Linked DNA regions of Homo sapiens: region 1 is linked to region 2. The links are chromatin loops, found by intact Hi-C in ENCODE. Cell type or tissue: PC-3. All regions are shown on one strand. Links, peaks and the distances in the headings refer to the core of each region. The heading gives the core; the rest is flanking DNA. Region 1 overlaps NCEH1 (neutral cholesterol ester hydrolase 1). Region 2 overlaps LINC02068 (long intergenic non-protein coding RNA 2068).

Region 1 (4,403 bases), core at 252-4,251, 86 kb after region 2:
ACATGCAACTACTATATAACAGGAAATGCATAGTTTAGTTTTGAATATATTACTATCTAAATATTTATTTCATAACGGACTATATGAAATGCACCAAATTAATCCTGATTTTATAGCTCTTCAAATGTATACATCTTTCTGGAAAAAAAATCACAGCAAATAAGCAGTCTCTTCCTTAGAATCATGCAATTTTAGGCTGGGAGTGGTGGCTCATGCCTGTAATCTCAGCACTTCAGGAGGCTAAGGAAGGAGATCATTTGAGGTCAGAAGTTTGAGACCAGCCTGAGCAACATAGCCAGATGCTGCCTCTATAAAAAAATTTTTTTTAATTAGCCAGGCATAGTGGTGCACGCCTGCAGTCCCAGTTGCTTGGGAGGCTGAGGAAGGGGGATTACTTGAGCCCAAGAGTTTGAGGTTACAATGAGCTGTGATAGAGCCACTGTACTCTGGCCTGGGTGACAGAGTGAGATCTTATGTCTAAAAATAATAATTTTAACAATTTTGCTCTTTTAACACTTCATTTGCTGCAGTTCAGTAAAGTGATCAATTTGAAGAATATGGTATTTTCTTTAAATGAACACGTAAAAAACTAGAATTTTAGGAAGTCTTAGCATTTCTTAGAGGATTCCAAAGGTCTGCAGTAACAGAACCAATTTAATATGTAAGAATTTAATTCTTAGTTACTCTCAGTAAATTAAGATCTATATTGTGCCAACTGAGAGCCAAACATTTCCTTATTTATAGGGTTTCCAAGGCAGTCTTAGAATCGGAAGCTTAAGAATTACATAGACACCTGTTACCTCCACCTGCTCAAGTTCTTCCTCAGGCAGAAGTGATCAGTCAAAATTATGCAGAAAAGGCCAGGCTGACTCTTGTAATCCATCCCATTCCTGGCACCCATACTTGCTGTCCTCCAGTACAATGTTTTTCCTGGCAAGCGTCCAATGCTACAGATTCAATCTCTTTTAAGGCAGAAACTCCTTCTTATTCATTTTTGTATCCCTACACCCGAGCACACCTTAGACTGACCAATGGTCCAGACTTGCCCACAACTGTTTGAGCTTTTGCACTGAAAGACCTGCAGCCCAGCAAACCCCTTGGTCTCGGGCAAACCTACATACTCATGAACAGCTATTGAAAATGTGAAAAAAAATCACTGAATAAAAGAATAAACAACGGATATGGAATTAAATAAGATTACTAGAAAAAGTCAAACCTTTTGACCTTTGTTGCTTTTAAAAAAAAATCACATAATGATAAAATAAAAAAAACAAGTTGCCATTGCTTTTAAACTAAGGGGATGCCAAAAGCTCTGGACTGAAGATGAGGAAGTAGCTCCATGATCATTTATTAGCAGAGACAAGACCCCGAATTCCGCCTTGGGAGGTTCTCTTCTGGGCGGCTCTGTTTGGCTGCCTGCCATTTTGAATGTGTTCTACTCATAAAAATCATCCAAATCTAAAGAAAATATTCTTGAACTTTGCAAGATTGTTTCCTTTGAATGGTTGCATATATTTTTACCTTTGCTTTCATAAGCAGATAAAATGTTAACATGTGTATTAAGGAATACCTGGTCTATTTCATAGAAATATATCTTCAAAACACAAGTTGGCAAAAGAAGCACAGATAATTCCCCATATGCGTGCCTGGTGAAACTTCACCTTGTTTTGGTGCAGAAAGCTGTATCAGCACTGCACAATAAGTTAGTCTGTGATTTAGATCATAGGAAATATTTTTACAACAGTCTACCTGAATTGACAAACAAACTAACAAGCAAAAAACCTTTACAAAGGATAACCATTTAATTTATCACCCAAACCAGGACCCTTTTGAGAGTGAAAAGGGGGCACTAGTCATAATTTTGCTGGGACAACAGGGGTAACTGGGACCATCCAGGGGAACCTAGATAAATGGTCCCCTTCTTTCCCACTAAGAAAGCCAAACTCAGTTACGCATCTCCCCCAAGGCCAACCACAACAACAAACCATCTGAAGGTGACCAGGACGCACTTGCACTTGCCAAGGCCCAGCCTCCTCCGTGGATATAAACGACGCTGCGTTTCAGTGGCTCTTCGGGCTTCGGAGGGCCTTCAAACACTCTGACTTCCACACCATCAAAGTCTGTGTCGGTCACCTTCACTTGGGCAGAAGACCACGCGCTTTTTTTGCCAAAAGAAACAATGATAAAATTCAGTGCCAGCAGGTGATGGCTCAGTCCCAGGTAGTGGATCAGGTTACTCTGCAGGGCGAGGGAGGAAATAAAGAGGGAGGGCGCACGTCAACTTGGCATCACCAGAGCTGCCCTCACCAACTGAGTGTCTGAATTCCTACAAGCAGCTGCCACTGGACTGGAGGGCTCATTGAGCCCTTTTAATACAAAAACCAATTGTATTTACCTTTTGCTTTTGGACAAAATATTTTCATACATGAGATCTCCTCAGGTATCATCAGTCCCATTTTATTGAGAAGGCTTAAACAATAACTATGCTTGTTCATTTCATTGGATAAGTGGTAGTTCTGGGACTCAAACCTAAGATTAGGTTTGAATTCCAGGATTCAGTACCTTTTTTTTCTAAATAAGTATATCACAGTTCCAATAACATACTAGGAGTAAAGAAATAATACTTTATTTCAATGCAAATAAAAGAGGAAAATGTTCTATTTACTTTAATTTCTTTAAATTCCTTTGTAACATATATTTGGGTGTGTCTTATTGCTTAATTTCTTTAAATTGCTTTGTAACTTCAATATATTTAATTGTATCTTTAAATGTGTCTTGTCCTTTTGAAAGGAGCGTGTGAGAAAAAAGAAACATTGTCAAGGGAGGCCCTGGCATTTAGAAGCAGCTCAGCTCAGATATAACCAGAAGCTTTTTAGAAATGAGGCAAAGACCATACTGCCTGATGGTCTCTTCCCTTCTGAACCCTCAGGGTATCAAGCTCTGCATTAAGTGTTCGCAGAAAGTTATTTGGTTGCAGAAGGAACATAGCAAGGAGACCTAATTTACCCACCAAGCAAAGACACTTCTGAGTTTATATCCTTCTCTCCACTTTCGCAAGTTCATCAGGAAGGGGAACAGCTGGAGAGTAACAGTGCTCTTTTGTAGATGATGAAACAGAACACTGGTGATTAATGATCATAAGATCACGGAAACAATGTTGCTAGCAGAAATCAGGACTATATGATGTCTGCGATGTGGCACCTTACAGCTTCTCAGGCTGTGCACAGCGTACGACGGTACACCTTGAAGAGGGTCCGTGTGTGCTCATCGCCTCAGCCTCTGGGCAAATTCCTGAGCCCTTTACCCCAGTGTCCCATATAAACATTATAACTGTGTGTGTATATTTTATATATACATACATATATATATATACACACACACATATATATATGTCCTGTCCTGTCATGAAAAGAGTTAGAAAGCACTATATTATAACAGCATTAGCAAATGTTAATGAAAAACAAGAACAAGAGGCAGTTAATCAAACAATGAACAGCTATTTTAGGAATTCCTTTAATATTATTCGCTGGCAAGTATAAGCAGCAGCAGAGCAAATGAATATTAAGAAAATTCAACTTCTACATGTGCCCTGACATCAACTGCCCAATTTACTGAACAAGTTGAAACTGTTCATGTCTTTGATACTAATTTATGCATGTGTACATGCACATATGTGTTCACACATGTACTGCACAGAGGATTCTAACTATCAACTTAAGTTCTTTGGTAAATTGGAAGAAGGCAATTACCATTCGAGTTTTGTGGTAAAATGTTAGTCTAATTTAGAGAATATTGAGATCTGCCAGGGAATAGCTAAGAATCACTGTATTTCCAAAGTTTCTAGAGTAGATATAATAAACCCTTGTTAACACCATTATCAATTAATAGGGAACATGCAAGCTCCATTCCACTTGTCACAGGACAGGTAGTTTGACTGGCACGAAACGATGAAATATGAACAAAGAAATGGCAGACCTGGCTCTGTTATATTATGAACTGTACTTTTCTTTTTAATTAAATGAAGACTTTCTTAAACACTTGAGACAAATTACATGAGTTTCTTTAACTATATGAAGCTGTAAAACAAGTGAATTGTCTTTATATGACAGATATGAGAAGACTGTACATTTTATAAGAGAGCCCACCTCGAGTTTCCTTTATGTAATGCATGCTCTGAGTACATGCGGGTTTGACTCAATTTGTTCACACCTTTCCAGAAACATCTCTCCATGTTAGCTTATGTTTCGCTTGCATTCACAGAATACTTGAACAACCATCTGCATTGTTTACAATAGCAACACAGTGGTGTGGGGGTAGAAGTGCTGATTAGAAAAGGGACAATTTGGCTGAGTGCAGTGGCTCATGCCTATAATCTCAGCACTTTGGGAGGCCAAGGCAGGCAG
Region 2 (4,403 bases), core at 126-4,125:
AAAAAAAAATTATTATTTTCATTTTGCTTTTGTTTGTTTGTTTTTGAGACGGAGTCTCATTCTGTCACCCAGGCTGGAGTGCAGTGGTGTGATCTCGGCTCACTGCAACTTCCACCTCCTGGGTTGCAGTGATACTCCTGCTTCAGCCTCCTGAGTAGCTGGGATTATAGGTGTGCACCACCACGCCCAACTACTTTTTGTATTTTTAGTAGAGATGAGGGTTTCACCATGTTGGCCAGCTGCTCTTGAACTCCTGACCTCAGGTGATCCACCCACCTCGGCCTCCCAAAGTGCTGGGATTATAGGTGTGAGCCACCACGCCCAGCAACAATTATTATTTTCATGCGATAGCATCTATTGGCCTCCTCCTATAGCGACCAATGCAAAGAAGAGCAAATAAATCACTGCTTTGTTCACCTGTTAGCCTCAGAGCATAGCCAAATTCCTAGCACATATTAGGCAATCAAAAATATTTCTTGAATGAATAATCAAACAAATGAATAAATAGTTCCTAACATGTTTTAAAATAAGTTATTAACCTTGTGGCTAGCTGCAACATTTCCCTCTTTCCTGTATCTTGTTTTTAATTAATAGGTTATTTTTCCTAACAGTAAATGTATTATGTTGTTGAAATTTTGGATACGACACAGAAAAGTGCAAAGGAGAAAATATAAAACCACACATACCCTAAGGCCCAGAAGCAACCTCTGGTAATGTATTGGTATCCTTCCAGAGCTCTTTTCAATGCATATATAGTACATCCTCCCATATTATAAATCTATGGCTATTAGTCTATAGTCATGTGCTGTGTAACAACGTTTCCATCAATGACAGACTGCATCTAGGAAGGTGGTCCCATAAGATTATAATGGAGCTGAACATTTTCTGTTACCTAGTGGCATCATAGTTGTAGTATGTTGTAGCACAACACATTACTTGCATGCCCTTAGTGATGGTGGTGTAAACAAATCTATTGCACTGTTAGTCATATAAAAGCATAGCACATACAATTATGTACAGCATACAATGCTTGATAGTAATAAGTGACTTTGTTATTGTGTTTATTATACTATACCTTTTATTTTTATTTTAGAGTGTTCTCTTTCTACTTATGTATTTTTTAAAAAGTTAACTGTAAAACATCCTCAGGCGTGTCCTTCAGGAGGTATTCCAGAAGGTGTTGTTGTCATAGGAGGTGACAGCTCCATGCACGTTACTGCCCGCCTCTCCCTGCGAGGTAAGACATAGAGATGGAAGACAGTGATACTGGTGATCATGCATGTTACTGCCCCCGTCTCCCTGCGAGGTAAGACATAGAGATGGAAGACAGTGATATTGATGATCCTGACCCTGTGTAGACCTGGGCTAGTATGTGTGTTTGTGTCTTTGTTTTTAATGAAAAGTTTAAAAACTAAAAATAAAAATTGTTAAAAATAGAGAAAAACGTATAGACTAAGAATATAAAGAAAGAAAATATGTTTGTACAGTTAGACAATGTGTTTTAGACTAAGTGTTATTACAAAGGAATCACAAAGTTTAAAAAAAATTAAAATATTTTTAAACTAAAAATGTTACAGGAAGCTAAGTTTAATTTATTATTGAAGAAAGAAAAAATGTGGCCGGGCACAATGGCTCACTTCTGTAATCCCAGAGCTGTGGGAGGCTGAGGCGGGTGGATCACGAGGTCACGAGATCGAGACCAGCCTGGCCGACATGATGAAACCCCCGTCCCTACCAAAAATATAAAAAATTAGCCGGGCGTGGTAGCGCGCACCTGTAATCCCAGCTACTCAGGAGGCTGAGGCAGGAGAATTGCTTGAGCCCAGGAGGTGGAGGTTGCAGTGAGCCGAGATTGTGCCACTGCACTCCAGCCTGGGCAACAAAACAAGACTCTGTCTCAAAAAAAAAAAAGTTTAATAGATTTAGTGTAGCCTAAGTGTACAGTGTTTATAACGTCTACAGTAGTGTAGAGCAATGTCCTAAGGCCTTCACATTCACTCACTCAATCATTGACTCTCCCACAGCAACTTCTAGTTCTGCAAGCTCCATATACAAGCATAGCATTTTTATCTTTTGTATCATATTTTTACTGTAACTTAACATTGTATTACAATAGCCAGCAGTATTTAGTACAGTAACATGCTGTACAGGTTTGTGGCCTAGGAGCAATAAACTATAGCCTGGGTCTGGAAGGCTATAACATCTAGGTTTGTGTAAGCACAATCCGATATTTACACAATGACAACATCACCTAATGACACATTTCTCAGAACACATCCCCATCATTGTTAAGCGGCACATGATTGTATTTTAATATAGTCTCTGAAAGTGGCAGTGCTCTGGGAACACTTATATATAAGGTCGCCAATATCTGGTATGAATGAGTGAGTTTGTCAAAGTGTTTTTACCATTGACTGAAAAGATCTACAGAACCTGAAACTCAAGAGTCATCAGGGGCAAATGGAAAACATTTTTGAGAAGGAGGAAATGAAGCTCAACTTTACCCATTTTAAAATTGAGGCTGGGCGCAGTGGCTCACGCCTGTAATCTCAGCACTTTGGAAGGCCAAGGCTGGTGGATCACCTGAGGTCAGGAGTTCCAGACCAGTCTGGCCAACATGGTGAAATCCCATGTCTATAAAAATACAAAAATTAGCCGGGCGTGGTGGCGAACATCTGTAATCCCAGCTACTTGGAAGGCTGAATCACTTGAACCTGGAAGGCGGAAGTTGCAGTGAGCCGAGATCGCACCACTGCACTACAGCCTGGGCGACAAGAGCAAAACTCTATCTCAAAAAATAATAAAAAATAAAATAAAATAAATGGAGCCACAGCTGGCCTTGATGATGAACATCAAGTCAGTATGGCTTAGTGCAGAATCCTAATAACAATGGTCCTGTCTTGCTAAAGAAGTAAAGCAAGCAAAGACCCCATAATATTACCTGCATTTATATGTAAGAAGAAGGACAAAGAGGTTTTTTTTTTTTCTCAAAAGTTGTTTTAAGATTCATAGGCATCCAGCTTTCACTTTTAAAATTAATGTTAACTTGTTTCCACAAAAAGTGTGAGGAAATGAGTCAGGAAACAGTAAAAGGGCGGAGTGGGAGAGTGGGGGAGAGAGAGAAAAGAGACAGAGAGAGAGAGAGAGAGAGAAACTCATCTGAGGAATAAGGCAGGGTGATTACGTCTGAGTGGTTTTACTATCCTACGCCTGGATTTCCTGAGACGGAAAATTCCAGGAATAGGAGCTGCCTTGAGAGCTTCCTATTGGCATTCTTTCCTATTAATTTGGCTTTTCGCAAGTTATTAGGCAACTTAAGCTGTTTAACTTTAACAATGTTCTGTTTTTCTGTGGTTTCTGGATTATGTAATACCTAACCAAAGAATAAACAACCAAAGAAAATAACTTTTACTTCATACTTTGGCAAGTGTATTCAAAAGGCAAAGATCTAGATCTGAGAAACAGTTTGGTAAAAGTTAAGGTGCAATCAGAAAACTAAGTGTCACAGAAATGAACTTATTGGCCACTCAGGGAGGTTTTCAAGGTGATATATTTTCAGTGAAATGAATCATACATGTTTGTACGGTCACTGGTCAAAGTGAAGGTTACTCGGTAGAAAAGCAATGTTGTTTTGATTGTACTAGTCTGATGGTGAGAATGCCCCTGAATTCAAATTAAAGAAATGTTTATTGCTGGTGCCTACAGCACTGATATATGACTTTGTTTTGCAGTTGAACTCAGGTCACCTTTCTTGCTATTGGGAACTTATTTTTCAACCCAGAAGATAAAAGAACAGATGATTTAACTGATATTAAATAGAGGCTCTTATTACCTTTTGTGTGGTCACATTTTGACCTGAATTGAACCTATGAGAAATGTAAACAAAACTGTATATACGTTTAAATGTGAAGTGAATTCTTCAGGCAGAAAGCACAAGGTTATAGCCATAATGTAGAAGAAAAAACAATAAAAAGGCAACCCCAAAGCAGGTACCACCCTCATAACTGGTTTGATTTATGTGATCTTGGAGATGATTGCCACATATAAAATGCAGATAATAATAAATATTTATCTACCTGCCTCATGGAGACTCACACGAAGTACTGATGGGCGCTACTTTCACAGTAATTTGCCTTCTTTTCACCTTAACCTTGCTAAGCGTTATGCTAAGTGCATTGTATTTTATATCTATTCTTCTCAACTATTCTGCAACCTGAGTGTCCTCTCTCTCCTCTCTCTTTCTCTTTTTTTCCTCTCTTTCTCTCTCTGTCTCTCTCATAGAAGAAGAAATTAAAACTCAGAGACTATAAGTAATTTTTTTCAAGGTGTAAGTGAATGATTGGAGATCACAAGACTGAGAACAATAGACTATTCTTTATGAGGAAATACAGGCTTTGGATTGA

What was found. Peaks named below come from ENCODE experiments on the same cell type or tissue, not always from the same donor. Only the 100,000 strongest peaks of a DNase experiment are listed, where the experiment ranks them.
Region 1: it touches region 2 in a loop (2.1-fold over the local background); 2 of 110 quality-filtered maps call a loop at or near these places.

What each region holds. Positions count from the first base shown.
Region 1 is chr3:172,645,877-172,650,279 of GRCh38, forward strand. It overlaps NCEH1 (neutral cholesterol ester hydrolase 1), which reads right to left. Exons shown (of 5, transcript NM_020792.6): 2 at 2,010-2,238. Among named protein-coding and RNA genes, the nearest start is that of LINC02068, 52 kb to the left of the region's middle. In PC-3, for the core only: no CTCF peak of the experiment used is centred there; a DNase peak (open chromatin) is centred at 2,265.
Region 2 is chr3:172,559,840-172,564,242 of GRCh38, forward strand. LINC02068 (long intergenic non-protein coding RNA 2068) reads right to left here. Exons shown (of 4, transcript NR_146714.1): 4 at 1,062-1,230. Among named protein-coding and RNA genes, the nearest start is that of LINC02068, 34 kb to the right of the region's middle. In PC-3, for the core only: no CTCF peak of the experiment used is centred there; DNase peaks (open chromatin) are centred at 422, 2,222 and 3,182; H3K4me3 peaks cover 1,129 bases; H3K27ac peaks cover 2,951 bases.